Linked DNA regions of Homo sapiens: region 2 is linked to region 1. A link is a loop called in an ENCODE intact Hi-C map of the cell type or tissue named here. Cell type or tissue: PC-3. All regions are shown on one strand. Each heading gives the region's core, and the rest is flanking DNA. Links, peaks and the distances in the headings are about the cores only. Region 1 overlaps OLA1 (Obg like ATPase 1). Region 2 overlaps OLA1 (Obg like ATPase 1).

Region 1 (5,390 bases), core at 248-5,247:
GGCTCAAGCAATCCTCCTGCCTCAGCCACCTGAGTATAGCTGTGACTACAGGCACACGCCACCCCACCTGAGTAATTAAAAAGATATATTTTTGTAGAGATGGGGACTTCCTGTGTTGCCTAGGCTGGTCTTGAACTCCTGGCTTCAAGCGATCTCTTTGCCTCAGTCTCTTTGTGCTGGGATTACAGGCATTAGCCTCCATGCCCAGCCTATACTGTAATTTTTATGGTTACTTTAGAGTGTACTCTTTCTACTTATAAAAAAAAAAAGTAACTGTAAAACAGCCGTTGGCAGTTCCTTCAGGAGGTATTCCAGAAGGAAGCATTGTTATCATAGGAGATGACAGCTCCATGTGTGTTATTGCCCCTGAAAACCTTCCTGTGGGACAAAATGTGTAGGTGGAAGACAGTGATATTCATGATCAGACTCCATGTAGGCCTGGGTTAATGTATGTGTTTATGTCTCGGTGTTTAACAAAAAAGTTTTTAAAAAAAGCACACATTTTAAAGATATAAAAAAGCATATGGAATAAGGATATAAAGAAAAAATATTTTTGTACAGCTATACAGTGTATTTGTATTTTAAGCTAAGTGTTATTACAAAAGAGTCAGTAAGTTAAAATTAAAGTTGATAAAGTAAAAAGTATTGGTAAGCTAAGGCTAATTTATTGAAGAAAGAAAAATATTAAAAAATAATTTTAGTGTATCCTGAATGTACAATGTTCATAAAGTCTACAGTAGTGTGCAGTAATGTCCTAGGCCCTCACATTCACTCACCATCACTCATTGACTCACCCAGAGCACCTTCCAGGCCTGCAAGCTCCACTCATGGTAAGCGTCCTATTTCACTTTTATATGTATTTTTACTGTTCCTTTTCTATGTTTAGATATATAGTACCTGCCATTGTGTTACATTTGTCTACAGTGTTCAGTACAGTAACATGCTGTACAGGTTTAGCCTAGAAGCAATAGGCTATCCCATATAGCCTAGGTGTGTAGTAGGCTGTACCATCTAGGTTTGTGTAAATATACTCTGTAATGTTCGCACGATGATGAAATTGCCTAAGGACCCATTTCTCAGAATGTATCTCCATCATTAAGCGATGTATGGCTGTAAATGCATGTTCTTCCCTAGATAGTATCCTGCTGAAGCTCTGGTTATTTCTTTCTCCAGTCTTTTTCTCTCTTTGTGCTTCATTTGGATACTTTTATTGCTGTCTTCAAGGTCTTTTGCTTGCAGTGTCCAATCTTCTGTTAATCATGTCCAGTGTATTTTTCATTTCAATTTCATTTTATTTCAAATATTGTATCTTTTTAACAATAATTTTATTTGGATATTATGTGTTTCATTTTCTTCCTCACTGTCTTTATATTAGCTTTTATATCCTTAAGAAAAATTTTAAAAGATTTGTAACATTTATTTTAAGGTCCTTTTATGCTACTTCATCTCTCATTACTATATTTGTATTTACTGACTTTTATCCTGATTTTGGTATATATATTTCTGCTTTTTTGCATGTCTTATAATTTTTATTGGATTCTATACACTGTGGATTTTATGTTAAATGCTAAATATTGTTGTTTTCCTTTAAAGAGTGTTGGACCTCGGTATGGCATTTAGTTATTTATGTATCAGATTAATTGTTTTGAGTCTTCTTATGATGGATTAATATGATTTTGTGCTCTGGTGCTACTTAAGCCCTAGTACTAAGACTTGACCCTTTTGAGGACTCTATCCAAATTCCCTTGTATTACAGGATCTCTCCACTGTGGCTCATAGGAATGTGAACTGTTCCAATCTCCATGTGAGCCCTGAGAACTGTTCATCCTACTCTGTTTGGGTGGTTCTTTCCCTGGACTTGTAGTGATTGAATTTACTCATGCGCAAATCATTACTTAGCTGCGTTCTTGAGGGGACCCTCTGCAGCTCTTCAGAGCGTTTTCTCTGTGCAGCTCCCACCTTTCTAGTATACTCTCCCATAAATTCTAGCTGCCTTGGCCTCCTAACTCTCATCTTAGTCTCTTCAACTTGGTGTGACTACTGGGTTCTGTTGGTTTCCCCTCTTGGAATGGTGACTTTGAAAGCATCAGTAGGCAGTAAGCTGGAGCAATTGTAGAGCTTAGTTTATTTGTTATTCTTCTCTCAGGGAACACAGTCCTGTGATGCATATTGTCCTTTGTGTGAAAACTATTATTTCATAGATTTTTGTCTGGTTTTCTAGCTCTTTGTAGCAGGAGGGCAGTTCTTGTAGCAGAGGGGAAGCAAAACTCCCCAAAACCATTTTAAATGAATTTAAATCTTACTGTCTGCTTGTCAATATTCCAGAATGCCTGTTCTTTCATAGAAATCTATGATTTGGGACTTATTTACTTTCTCTTTTTAATATGTTCTGAATGATCTTTTTGAATAACAGATCTGTTTTCCTAATCACTCTTTCCTAGTATTCAGCAGTAACTGTGTGCCTTAGAGGTACTTCATAGATTAATGGGTTTTACGTTTTATTTATTTATTTTTTTCCCAAGACAAAGTCTCGCTCTGTTGCCCGGGCTGGAGTGCAGTGGTGCGATCTCCACTCACTGCAACCTCTGCCTCCTGGGTTCAAGCAATTCTCCTACCGCAGCCTCCCACGTAGCTGCGATTACAGGCATGTGCCACCATGCCTGGCTAATTTTTGTATTTTTAGTAGAGATGGGCTTTCATCATACTGACCAGGTTGGTCTTAAACTCCTGACCTCAAGTGATCTGCCCGCCTCTGCCTTCCAAAATGCTGGGATTACAGGCTTGGGCTACCATGCCCCGCCTAGTTTTAAAATTTTAAATGAGTTTCTTTTTCAGAATTCTAATCTAGTCTGTATTGCTGTATCACCACATAATTTCAAATAATTTTTTTTTTTCTCCTTAAGGTACAGTTGAGGGCTGGGCATGGTGACTCATACCCATAATCCCAGCACTTTACGAGGCTGAAGCTGGCAGATTGCTTGAGTTTAGGAGATGAAGACCAGCCTGTGCAACAGGGTGAAACCCTGTCTCTACAAAAAATACAGATATTAGCCAGGGGTGGTGGTACGCACGTGTAGTCCCAGCTGCTTGAGAGGCTGAAGCGGGAGGATCTCTTGATCCTGGGAGGTCAAGGCTGCAGTGAGCCATGTTCATGCCACTGCTCTCCAGCCTGGGCAATAAAGTGAGACCCTATCTCCAAAAAATAAGAAAGTTAAAAAAGAAATTACAGTTGACCCTTGAACAGCTCGGGGATTAGGAGCACTGACCCCTGGCCCAGTCAAAGATTTGTGTGTAATTTTTGATTCCCCCAAAACTTAACTACTAATAACCAACTATTGACTGGAAGCCTTACCAATAACATAAACAGTTGATTAAGCTATATTTTGTATGTTGTATTATTCTATACTATATTCTTACAATAAACTAAGCTAGAGAAAATAATGTTATTAAGAAAATCATAAGGAAGAGAAAACGTAGCTACTATTCACTAAGTGAAAGTGGATCATCATAAAGGTCTTTGTTGTCTTCATGTTGAGTGGGTTGAGGAGGAGAAGGAGGTGGAGGGTTTGGTCTTGCTGTCTCAGGTGGCAGAGGCAGAAGATAGAGAGGAAGTGGAAGGAGAGGAAGGAGGGGCAGGCACATTCAGTGTAAATTTTATTGAAAATAATCTGTGTATAAGTGGACACATGCACTTTGAACATGCATTTCAAACCAGTGTTGTTCAAGGGTTAACTGTATTTGCTTTACTAAACCACAGACTTTATTTGGATTTCACCAGTTTTCCCACTAATGTCCTTTGTCTTTTCCAGTGTTGAATACCATGTTGTGTTTTAGTCTTCATGTCTCCTATCTCCTCCAATCTTTGACAGTTTCTGAATGTTTTATTTTTCCTGACCTTCAAAGATTTATTTTTGAAGAGTACTGGTTAGGTATTTTGTATAATATTTATCCATTTGAGTTTGATACTTTTTAAAGAAATTATGGTAATAAACACATAATATATGGCCACGCACAGTGGCTCACGCCTATAATCCTAGCACTTTGGGAGGCTGAGGCAGGAGGATCACTTGAGTTCAGGAGTTCAAGGCCAACCTGGCCAACATGGCAAAACCCCATCTCTACTAAAAGTACAAAAAATTAGCTGGCCGTGGTGTCATGCACCTGTAGTCCCAGCTACTCTGGAGGCTGAGGCATGAGAATCGCTTGAACCCAGGAGGCGGAGGTTGCAGTAAGCCGAGATCGTGACACTGCACTCTAGCCGGGTGACAGAGTGAGATTCTGTCTCAAAATAAAAAATGTAATATATTATACAATTTACCATCTTAATCGTTTTTTAATGTGCAGTTCAATTGTGTTAACTGTATTCATTGTTGTATAACAGATCTCTAGAACTTTTTCATCTTGCGTAACTGAAACTGTATACCCATTGAACAACTTCCCATTTCTCTTTCCCCCCAGCCCCTGGAAACCACCATTCTACTGTTTCCATGATTTTGACTACTCTAGATATCTCATATAAGTATATTCATATTTGAGTATATGAATATAAGTGGAATCATAAAGTGTTTATACTTTTGCGACTAGCTTATTTTACTCAGCATAGTGTCCTTAAAGTTTATTCATGTTGTAGCATGTGACAGGATTTCCTTCTTTTTAAGGGCTGAGTAATGTTCTATCATATGTAGATAACATTTTCTTTATCCATTCATCTGTTGATGGACATTTGGTTCTACCTCTTGGCTATTATGAATAATGCATCAATGAACATGGGTTTGTAAATATCTCTTTGAGATCCTGCTTTCAACTCTTTTGGATATATACCCAGAAGTGAGATTGCTGGATCGTATGGTAATTCTATTTTTACTTTTTTGAGGAACCTCAAACTGTTTTCCGTAGCGTCTATACCACTTTACATTCCTACCAGCAGTGCACGGAGTTCTAATTTCTCTGTACTCTTGCCAACACTTATCATCTTGTTTTTTTGATAGTGGCCATCCTAATAATTGTAAGGTTATATCTCATTGTGGTTTTGATTTGCATTTCTCTAGTGATTAGTGGTTGAGCATCTTTTCATATTTTTTTAGCCATTTGTGTCTCTTTGGAGAAATAATCTGTTGAGAACAGACATTTCTCTAGGTGTGATCATTGCTGCTGAAGTGTTGCTGTTTTTAGGCCTTCTTCTCCGATGGAAGTAGAAAATATGTAATTATACTCACCCATGTATACATGGATTGGCATTTATTTCTGTCATCTTACGTATTTGTGTATCTATCAGATAGATGCTTTTAACAGTTTAGTTATATCTAATTGAAAACATTTTGAAAGAACTTTCTACTTCTTTTCCCATGTTTTGGATGGATATTATATATAAATAGTTAATTCAGAATGCT
Region 2 (5,390 bases), core at 335-5,334, 110 kb after region 1:
GAAAAACTGAATTAAATAAGCAATATTGAATTATATACATTTACTTATCAAATGTAAGTTTATTAGACATTATCGTTTATTTCCATTGCAAAATGAGAATAAATGTAGTCACAACAATAAAACTTCTTACACTAGGAATTTCTAGCTGTGTTGATATTATAAGTGACTTTAAAATACCCACCTGGGGTTGTAGCTGGGCATGAATTTTAAAATCCAGATTGAATGCTTTAAAAAAAAAAAAAAAAAGACTGTGTGTGGGGAAAGACCAGTACCTGTTTCAAATGCTTTAAAAGTACATCGAGGTAAAAACTATGCATTCATGTATTGATTGTCATTTTTGGCATGTAACCAAAATGTACAAGATTTGTTACTATCACTGATAACTTCAGAAAATTATATGTTCATGTACCTGTGGGCATGTCCACATTTGGCATACCACTCACTTTGACTTGCCTCACTGGACTCTTAAGTATTTTATACTATTGAGTCATACAAACAAATCAAAACTATCCAAAGCAAAATATCTGAATTCTCCTAAACTATATTGTCTGTTTCTCCCTGTACTTCATTAAGTACTTAGATGCACATGGTTTCAATTTTCCATTAAAAATTCTCATTTCCATATGATATCAAAGAGTGAGAAGGCTTTAAACTGAAAAATAAACATTCATAGACTGGAAGCCAAAACAATAATTAATGTCAGATGGTTAACTCCAATAAATCATTAGAATAAATTCTGTGAAATTACTGCAACTAAAAATGCCCTGTTGATATTACTATAAGACATTTTGTGTTCCTGATAGGAAGATGAATTTAGCCTCTTTATTGGTAATGTTCTAAAAAGCATAAATTTAACATAAAGATTTCATTCAGCTGGTCAGTATCCTCCATCAGGTAATTAACTTTAAAATAATCAGTTCTGTCGCCTTTCAAATTCTTATAAATTTGATGATTAATGTGTTAAAAATTGTTACCTTTAGGAATGAATTTTAAAATTTATTACTTGACCTCAGTTAATAAATCTTCTCATTGTGGTATGAATGGTAAGGTTTCCTGAGGCTCTGTGAAACAATACAGACATCAAAGTTTACATGAAAAGGGATGAGTCAGTTTCCTTGCCCAAAGGGACTTCTCACACCTGTATTTGGATGATTACAGGTAGAACTCCCTGGCTCTAATTGTATAGTAAATACCATTTCCCAGACCCTAATGGTAGACAGACTGCTTAGGAGACGCCAGTCTGTGATTTAGCTGTCGCCAGACACCCCATGTTTTTTGTGAGACCAGTTGTGATGATGACATGGTTATAGCCAATTGAAAGTAAACCCTTGTCTAAATAGCAAATTTTAATTTATAATAATGTAGAGGTATGAATGATCCTATTTTATAAAACCAAATCTTAATAGGTTTTATGTATAACTAATGATCTGGCTTGGGGTTGGTGTGTGTATGTCTTGGGGGGAGGGTTGGGAGGGATCCAGATCTTGTGGAAGTTAGTGTAATTGTAGCTGAAAGATCAAAGACTGGGTAACTGAATGATGTTCCAGAAGAGAATTTACCACATAGCCATTTTCTGTACAGTTTCTGCCGCCTGCTGTTCCTATTTTCCCTCAAGCTAGCCATTGACTACCCCCTGTGCATCCCTGCTCGTAAAAAATGATTGAGGAAGTATTTGTCATATATTTATGAGTGGGAAATATTGTGTGATAGGGAATGGCATCTACTGGAGCCAGAAAGATTGCCATTTTCCTTTCATTCAGCCACTCTGCTACAGCTTTAAATCCTCTCTGTTTATGCAACATAGCCTTTGTATTAAAGTGCAGAATAAATTTTTATTATGAGGGATATGAACACTAGGTTTTCATCATTTATAACACTGAAAGCAGATGTAAATAGTTAAAATCCATTTTAACTACTAAATCCTTTTAATTGTGTTAGCATCTTGTTTTTTGGTAATGTTTACATCTAAGCTCCATTTGCATTATTAGTTGCTTCTTTAGCAAAAGAAAAAGTTTTTGTTTTTTAAGATTAACATGTAATGTTACTATAGCAAATAAGACTGATGCAGGAAACAGTAATAAATACTTTCATGGGTCTTTTAGATCTGGAAAACTATTTTAAACCATCAAGAAAGAGGAGAGGAGAGGTTTGTGACTTTGGCCACAAGAGGAGACTAAAACTGTTGTTATTTTAGCAGGTCACCATTTCAGAAGTATTGAACACTTTAGTTACTGAAGTTCACCCTAAATGTAAATGGTAATGTGTTATTTTTCAACCCTAGAAAAGAAGGAAGCATTTTGAAAGATAAGTCTATTGTGTTATTGAGTAGCTATATTGACATTTTGTGAGATGCAAAAACTGGAATGGCTGCAAGCATTAGTCATTGAATTAGTCATTTCATTGATTTATGACTAAAGACCTAGCCCCTGAAGAGAAGCTGACATGGCAGCCGGGTTGGTTGCAGTTGTGTTATGATCAAATGACAGTAATCAAGATGTTGTAAGTGAATCCACAAACCATTTTTTATTATTACAAATTGCTGTTTCTTGAATGAGTAAAACTATATAGAAGTTTTTGTTGTTTTTGGTGAGCACAAGCATTTTTGAACACTTGAGGTTTTCATTTTCTAAACACGATCAGCTGTTACTTATAACTAAGATTATACTATAGACGGTATTAATTTTCATTTGAGATTGCTTACTGAGTCATGGTGTCAAGCAGGTACAGGACATTAGAACTGTCAAACTACTGCTTAATTAGGGGTTTAAATTTCAATCTTTGCACCCTTGCTGCTCTGTTAGTAGAATATGCCATCCAATTATGAAATCAGTAGAATAAACTAATTTTACATATTTTTTACACCTACCAGCCATCAATTATGTTTCATTTTTGTGATCCTACCTTTCTTGAAACTGTTAATAAAGGATAATTATATTTTATTATTTATTATACTACATATTTATGTTCAACTGGAAAATATAACTAAACTTTTAGATACGCAGACTGTGTGTGTGTGTGTGTGTGTGTTTGTGTGTGTGTGTGTTATACACACATTTTCATATGCCCTGGTGGGCTTGTAGTCATTTAACATTACCTTTTGGGTAATATTATATGAGTCAATTAATCTGAGTGATGAAATTGATTCAAGATAGGTAGACAAATACTTGGAAAGTCTTTTAAGTTGTTTAATAATGAAGGGCAATGTGTCAAGTTCACTAAATGCATTTTAAATAGAAAAATGTTTTATTATTCTTATTATACCATGATTCAGTTCCTTCCCCTTTCCCATCTTTATGTGTTCATTAGTTTTCCACATAATTTGTACATAACAACTAAAAATAGTTTGGGGATACTACACATTATGTGCTTGGTTTGGGGGGAATCATGGAATAAATATATTTTCTTGATTTCTTGAGCTGCCTATAAAAATTACAGCTACTATATCTCAGTAAGTGTATATGTAGGTGGAAGTGTGTATATTTTTGACACACAATTTTCTATTTCTGTATGTGTGCATATATATACAAACACATATATGCATATAAATATAAAAAACTATTTCTATAGAACTATTGTAGGAGGTCATCAGTTTCTGACAAGATCATTTAAGCTAGAAATATAACACAGACATTCTGCTTTGGAAAGATTACTTTGTATTATGATAAAGCTTATTGTTAACAGTATTATTTATACTATGAATTAGGATTTCAAATAATTTTTTGGTGAATGAATTTTGTGGAATTGATTATTTCTTTCTCTGATCAGAATCTTTAGAATTAAAAAGAATATGATAAAGAAAAATGATCTTTTTATTACAGGAGATGGAAGGCTGAAAGAAGTGGGGATGGGGAAAAACCTTTGCCCATTCAGGAATCTTTTTTTTTTTTCTTTTTTGGTCAAATGTACTTTTGCATTTGAATATATTTTTACATGTAATAATATTTGTGAATTCCTATTTGGTTTTCATTAAATGGGTTTTGAATATTCTTTCGACAATTTCATATTCTTATCGAGAGATAACAATACAGTAGTGCACTTCTGGTTTCTTATGAAAGAGATAATTATATACGAAAGCACTTTTTTTATATGAACATAATGCTACTGACCCTATGCATATTAGGAATTTCCCTTGGCCTGTTTGTATTTTTTGCAATACTATTTATAGCCAATGATTTCTATTTGCCAGATGGTTCACTGAATTCAAGAAAGTGATACATTTGGGAGTGCCCGTTGTAATCTTCATTAGCACCATCTGCTGACTTACTGATTTGTGAGTGATGTAATTTATCAAATATGTCAGGACTTTCATCTTTTTCAAACTAGCTGAAGAATTTCACTCCACATAAACAGGAAAAGTTATATAAAATTTTTTCTAGCTTCCACAGATTAAAAGGTTTATAAGTACTTTTTAAAAAATTAAGTGTTCCTTAGGATTCTGTCATGTGAAATTAAAATATATATTCTCTATACATGTACACACATCTATGTTCTAGGAAATGAAATATAAAGTTTGGTTTATAGCTATCCAGTGTTCTTCAAATTACAAATGATTCATCTACACAAAGAATTTCTTTGCTTCCCTACCCTACTCACTTTGTTGAATAATTCAAAAACAATCCCCTTAAAAATCTGCACTAGAGATTAAGGATCTCTGAGTCATATTTTGTTACCAAAACACTGAGTTGGGATGAGCTACACTTTTACAACCGGAGTTGATATGGTTTGGATTTTTGTCTCTGCCCGAATCTCATGTTGAATTATAATTCCCAGTGTTGGAGGAGGGGCCTGGTATGAGACGATTGGACCGCAGGGGTGGATTTCCTTCTTGCTGTTCTCGTGATAATGAGTGAGTTCTCATGAGATCTGGTTGTTTAAAAGTGTGTAGCACCTACACCTTTGCTCTCTTCCTCCTTCTCCGGCTGTGCCTGCTTCCTGTTTACCTTTGCCATGATTGGAAGTTTCCTGAGGCCTCCCCAGCCGTGCCTCACAGCCTGCAGAACTGTGAGCCAGTTAGACCTCTTTTCTTTATAAATTACCCAGTCTCAGGTATTTCTTTATAGCAATGTGAGAATGGACTAATACAGGAGTTTAGTAGTTGGTGAAGAGGGTAGTGGAGAATTTTGAAGCTCAGAAATCTCAGGACTGTTGGGAGTGGGAAATATAGGGCAGGACCTCGGGAAGGATTTAGAATGGAGGTTCAAGATAGTTTGTAGGATTTGAATAACAGGTTTTCCTGGGAGAAGGGTGGAGAAAAGGAAAGGTGAACAATGTCAGTGTTTTACAGCCTAATGTGTCCTGCTTGTGTGGGATAGGAGGAAGAGCATTATTTGTCTCTACCGTTCTTTCCTGTGCAGCATGTTCCCCAGACACAGCATCTACCTTTGGATTTA

The links. A loop is a pair of places that touch in the nucleus more often than their neighbours do. Peaks named below come from ENCODE experiments on the same cell type or tissue, not always from the same donor. Only the 100,000 strongest peaks of a DNase experiment are listed, where the experiment ranks them.
Region 2: a loop joins it to region 1, with 2.3 times the contacts of the local background. A loop is called at or near these places in 3 of 110 quality-filtered maps.

What each region holds. Positions count from the first base shown.
Region 1 is chr2:174,232,288-174,237,677 of GRCh38, reverse strand. All of the region lies in intron 2 of OLA1 (Obg like ATPase 1), which reads left to right. Among named protein-coding and RNA genes, the nearest start is that of OLA1, 14 kb to the left of the region's middle. RefSeq lists a silencer at 4,371-4,571. In PC-3, for the core only: no CTCF peak of the experiment used is centred there; a DNase peak (open chromatin) is centred at 2,947; H3K27ac peaks cover 562 bases.
Region 2 is chr2:174,117,594-174,122,983 of GRCh38, reverse strand. The region is part of intron 7 of OLA1 (Obg like ATPase 1); the gene reads left to right. Among named protein-coding and RNA genes, the nearest start is that of LINC01960, 95 kb to the right of the region's middle. RefSeq lists an enhancer at 248-2,168. In PC-3, for the core only: no CTCF peak of the experiment used is centred there; DNase peaks (open chromatin) are centred at 1,633, 2,423 and 4,703; H3K4me3 peaks cover 2,351 bases; H3K27ac peaks cover 5,000 bases.